2 separate regions of the Homo sapiens genome follow, and region 2 is linked to region 1. A link is an interaction called in ENCODE POLR2A ChIA-PET data of the cell type or tissue named here. Cell type or tissue: GM12878. All regions are shown on one strand. Links, peaks and the distances in the headings refer to the core of each region. The heading gives the core; the rest is flanking DNA. Region 1 has its middle 13 kb from the start of LINC01355. Region 2 overlaps PNRC2 (proline rich nuclear receptor coactivator 2).

Region 1 (2,816 bases), core at 221-2,720:
CCACCACGCCCCAACAATTTTTGTATTTTTAGTAGAGATAGGGTTTCACCATGTTGGCCAGGCTGCTCTGAAACTCCTGACCTCAAGTAATCTCGGCCTCCCAAAGTGCTGGGATTACAGGCATGAGCCACCATGCCCAGCCCTAAAGGTGACTTTTTAAAAACAACTTTCAGCCGGGCACTGTCACTCACACCTGTAATCTCAGCACTTTGGGAAGCCGAGGCTGGCGGATCGCCTGAGCTCAGGAGTTCTGGACCACCCTGGGCAACATGGTGAAACTCCATCTCTACTAAAATACAAAAATTTAGCCAGGCATGGTGGTGCACGCCTGTAGTCCCAGCTGCTCAGGAGGCTGAGGCTTGAGAATCGCTTGAGCCTTGGAGGCGGCGGTTGCAGTGAGCTGAGATCACGCCACTGTACTACAGCTTGGGCTACAGAGTGAGACCCTGTCTCAAAAAATAAAATAAAAACAATTTTCATAGATCAACAGCTGGGAAATTCTCATGAAGAATAGAGACGACAAATGTATCCATCTTTATATAAAGTTAGGAGCTAGACGGTGATCCCTGAAAACAGTGATTTTTTTTTAAAGTCTGATTTTCACTCTAGAATTTTATCTTGAAAAATAAAAATAGTGTAGATGAAGTATGGGTGGAAAACATTCTGCTGTTTCTTTTTTCATGGTGAGCTTTTTTTAAAATGATAGATTAATAACACCTACTATGGTGTAAGTGCTATGTACCATGCTCTGTACTAAGGAGGCATTTTATATTCTGTGTATATCATGTAGTTTACAACCCTGCAAGGTAGGTGGTATTTTTCCTACCTACTTTACATATAAGGAACTCAAAGATTGAGATTAGGTAATTTCATATTTGTGGCTATTGACCACCTGTCTATGAAGTGGCAAGGCCAGGATTCAAACCCTCTTCTGCCTGACTTAAAGTGTACATTCTTTACTGCTAGATTAGAAAGACCTAATGTGAGGTTAGAACTAAGTGGTAAAGTTTATGTGTACTTAAAAGCTCTTTATGTCTAAAATAAAGCTAACCTAATTAGAATTTAATATAGTTTTGTCTGAAATTAAGGATTACTTAGGCTTTTTTGTTTGTTTTATGTTGATAGTTGTCATTTGTTTTGCTCTTTTTTCATCATTTATAAAAATTTAAGCCAAAACGTACTGGATTTTGGTCTTTAGGAAGCCACTTTTGGGCTGGGCATGGTAGCTCACGCCTGTAATCCCAGCACTTTGGGAGGCCAAGGTGGGAGGATTGCTTGAGCCTAGAAGTTCAAGACTGTCCTGGGCAACATGGCGAAACCCCATCTCTACAAAAAATTTAAAAAACTAGCTGGGCATGGTGACACACCTCTGTAGACCCAGACCTGGGAGGCTGAGGTAGGAGGATCACTTGAGGCCGGGAAGTCGAGGTTGTAGTGAGCTGCGATCAGGCCCCTGTACTCCAACTTGGGTGACAGAGTGAGACCCTGTCTCAAAAAAAAAAAAAGTTTTTAACCTAGGTAAACTTAATACTTGTTTGGAAAAGATTGCAGGAGGATCCCTGGAGACCAGCCTTGGCAATACAGTGAGACATCATCTCAAAAAACAAAAACAAAAAGCAAATATTTTAAGCTATCCCATCGCCTAATTTTTAGTTTCAGTCCTATACATTTTTTTTTTTTTTGAGACAGGGTCTCACTCTGTTGCCCAGGCTGGAGTGCAGTGGCATGATCTCAGCCCACTGCAACCTCTGCCTTCCAGGTTCAATCGATTATCTTGCCTCAGCCTCCTGAGTAGCTGGGATTCCAGGCGCGTACCACCACACCTGGCTAATTTTTTAATTTATAGTAGAGACAGGTTTCCCCACTTCAGGCAGGCTGGTCTTGAACTCCTTACCTCAGGTGATCCGCCTGCCTCGACCTCCCAAAGTACTGGGATTACAGGCGTGAGCCAGCGCGCTGGGACTTAGTCCTATATTTTTCAAGGCCATTATAGAAGAGTTTGTTAAAAGGTTTACTTATCAGACCTGAGTGTGTGTGTGCATTTGTATGCAAGATACAGAATTACACATAACGGAAGCCACTATGCTGGGCCGTAAAATTGGTGGGTGTAGAGAACCTGCTTTCCATATGTATTCTTACAGGAAATGTTATCTTCTCTGATACAGAAAGAAAGATGGTTTTAAAAACTCTTTTTTTTTTTTTTTTTTTTTAAGACGGAGTCTTGCTCTTTCGCCAGGCTGGAGTGCAGTGGCATGATCTCGGCTCACTGCAACCTCTGCCTCCGTGGTTCAAGCGATTCTCCTGCCTGGCCTCCCGAGTAGCTGGGATTACAGGTGCGCACCACCATGCCCAGCTAATTTTTGTGTTTTTAGTAGAGATGGGGTTTCACCATGTTGGCTAGGCTGGTCACGAACTCCTGGTCTCAAGTGATCTGCCCGCCTTAGCCTCCCAAAGTGCTGGGATTATACAGGTGTGAGCCACTGTGCCTGCTTATCTTTTAATCTGGAAAGTAAGTCAAAACAAGGATAAATGTTTCATAAAATTTTTTCAAAAGATTGTAATTGGGCCAGGCATGGTGGCTCATGCCTGTAATCCCAGCACTTTGAGAGGCTGAGGCAGGCAGGTCACTTGAGGTCAGGAGTTTAAGACCAGCCTGGCCAACATGGTGAAACCCCATCTCTACCAAAAAACACAAAAGTTAGCCGAGTGTGGTGGAGTGCACCTGTAGCACCAGCTACTCAGGAGGCTGAGGTGGGAGAATCACTTGAATCTGGGAGGCAGAGGCTGCAGTGAGCTGAGATTATGCCATTGCCCTC
Region 2 (2,816 bases), core at 296-2,795, 670 kb before region 1:
GCTTTAGGATCTCTTCTGTGGTTGTTTCTCTCTATACTGAATGCTGTCAATATTATTGAGCACTTACTGTGCCGAACCATGTGCTTTTCAAATATTTCTATTTAATCCTAAAAACACTCCTGGGAAATGGGTATTATTCCCATTTTACAGATGAGAAAATTGTCCTTTGTAGAATACCCATCATGTGATAGCTTCTTGCATATTATGCTATTCATTTCTCACAACCTTACAAGGTAAATGGATAATGTTCCTGGATGAGAGATTAAACGTACTCGAAGATCTTATGGTTGTGTGGCTCAGAGACTCTAAGCATGGCTTTCCAAATCTCATTCTCTTGTAGAGATTTTCCATTGTATTGCATTTTGACCATGTTCCTGTTTACAAAACCTAAGATTATATTCTGAAGTATCTGTGACTTGAGTGATAGCTCAGGAATAATCTGAGGGCATTCTATTAGGAAGGAGGACTAGCAAAGCCTATAGTTAGCCTATCCTAGGCATGAACTATTCTCATTTTAGATAGGATGACTTGATAAATAGGATGAAGTGAGCAACCTGTTTGTCTTCGGTTATTGCTATCTACAAGACATTCTGCTAGTCACTGTGGAAAAGTTTCCTTCTCTTGGGTTTTTTCCTCTTCCCCTTCCTCTTAACAGTGTTGGTTATCTTTATTATGTTTCTGTGTATTTGTAACAGCTGTTTCACCCTTGTATTGCATAATGGGGATTTTTCTTGGAATAAAAAGTGAGGCATGTAAATTCATTGAGAACTAACCGTAGTTTGTAAAGAAGTAAAAGGCCTTTGTATCTAGTTTTTTGCAGATCACATTTCTTTGAATGCTGGAAAGTGAAATAAACTGGTCTAGGAGCCAAAAATAAATCTTGGGTTTTTTTAAGATTTTGCTCTTAGATTTGTAACCACCTGGGTACAACTTTTTCCTAATTTGTGTAAGAGGTTTTAGAGATGCACTCTGTCCCTCTTGCTTTACAAATTGCCTACAAGAATGCAACCAAAATACTAGAAACTGAAACTTACACAAAACCTTTCAGGTTTTTTCCTGTGTTGTAGTTCTAGGGAAGAGGATAGTTTATTAGTATTTATTTTAAGCTTAAGGATAGGTTTTGGACCTGGATTCCATCATAGTATAACTGCCATCGAAAAGAAGACAAATTGAAATTACAGCATTTACCTAAGGTTCACAGTATGGCTGACTTCAGCAGCCTTACATGGTAAGTTCTCTGTACCAGCTATTTTTGGTTCTCGCAATTGCATCGACTTGGGAAATTCCTATCACCATTCTCTATATAGGCTAACCAAAACTTTTATCAGTACCTTTCCTAAAGTATGAAGTTAGGTAATCTTCCACTCCCACTTCCATTTACTCATTTTGCTTGAGTCAAACCAAAAATCTAGTGTATTACTAGATTAGTCACTAAAAATCTAGTGTATTCAATATATACACTAGATTCAATATATAGCTTAAAAACTAACAGACACCTAGGCTGAGATTTGTCCAATACATGAAGTTCAATTCTGCAATCCTTGGCATTGTTCACAGAAATTACCCTGGAAACAAAATGAACACCCAAATGCTGGTTCTGCCTTAACTCCAAATTGTTAACTAGTTTGCATGAAAATAATACAGCTTTGCCATGGGACTAGTTGTAGCATTTTAAGGATTACTCAAACTAGTTTTAAGATGCCCTATCATTTGGAATCTGTATCAGAAAGGTGTGGTTGTGATGCTTTTCTTCTGAGGGGTCCCCTTATATACTTTTCATTTGTCAACATACTTAAAACACAAGGGTTCTTGTCAACTTGATAAATTTGCTTATAATTTTTTTTCTATGAACCTAGATCATGGAATTAACTTTCAAAAGCTTTGCGATGTTTTCCATGTGTGGCCTTTTTTTTGCTTTTTAATTAACACTACTGGGAGAGAGAAATCCTAAGTAGTTGCTTAACTGCATAGCTGTCAAATCCTAGTATCTTCTGTATCAGTCAGCAAACTAGTTGCCCCTTTTCAAGCCAACAGTCCTATCACATTTTAGTTGTGACCTTTTTTATATATACGTATATATATATGATCAGAAATGTAGTGGTTCATAGTTCTGGAGTCTGAGAAATCCAAGAGTTTGGAATATTGTGAGTGTATTATGAGCTTCAAGTCAGTGACAAGTAAAACACATTTTTAAAAAGAATATTAAGCAATCAAAACCATTTTTAAAATAAAACCAAGCCAATGGGGAAAAATTTTATTTAATTTTATGCTTCACATTCATATCATGTACATTAAGTACTACATAAACTTGTCTTTAGGCTATCAATATTTAACTTGGGCAGTACTTCATCTTGATTTATTTGGAGAAATACAGCTTAGGCATCTGCTTACCTGCTTAGGCATCAAGAGGTGCCAAATTAGAAAATAGGGCATTAACAATCAAAATTTTTAAGCTGACCCACATACTTGCTACTGGTTTCGCTTATGTTTAAGCATTTAAAGTTGGCAAAACATGTTATCAATGTATTATGCAAGAGTTTACATCTTTTGCATAAGTGGTCCATTGGGTTGCACCTACCCCTTGACCAAACAAAAACAAAACATCACTGGCACCATACTCGAAACTACCTGTATCCTAGGTTATAAGATTGTGAAAGCCAACAATCTATAAGGTTGGAGGGACTCTAGTTAATCTTTGGGCTTAGAGGAGGAAAAAAAGATAGTCCCATACTGCATTTCACATCTCTTAAAAATAGTTTTAGCAGCTTAAACCTTTTTAGTTATAAAACTTATTACACTAGGGTTTACTTTGAAAT

Evidence for each region. Peaks named below come from ENCODE experiments on the same cell type or tissue, not always from the same donor. Only the 100,000 strongest peaks of a DNase experiment are listed, where the experiment ranks them.
Region 2: POLR2A ChIA-PET joins it to region 1 with 5 read pairs; 2 of 35 experiments call an interaction of 5 or more read pairs at or near these places.

Annotation. Positions count from the first base shown.
Region 1 is chr1:23,297,501-23,300,316 of GRCh38, reverse strand. No RefSeq gene overlaps it. Among named protein-coding and RNA genes, the nearest start is that of LINC01355, 13 kb to the right of the region's middle. In GM12878, for the core only: no CTCF peak of the experiment used is centred there; no DNase peak of the experiment used is centred there.
Region 2 is chr1:23,962,866-23,965,681 of GRCh38, reverse strand. It overlaps PNRC2 (proline rich nuclear receptor coactivator 2), which reads right to left. Exons shown (of 3, transcript NM_017761.4): 3 at 2,220-2,816. SRSF10 (serine and arginine rich splicing factor 10) reads left to right here. Exons shown (of 6, transcript NM_054016.4): 6 at 1-1,335. Among named protein-coding and RNA genes, the nearest start is that of PNRC2, 4.4 kb to the right of the region's middle. In GM12878, for the core only: no CTCF peak of the experiment used is centred there; DNase peaks (open chromatin) are centred at 933 and 1,235; H3K4me3 peaks cover 1,266 bases; H3K27ac peaks cover 1,638 bases.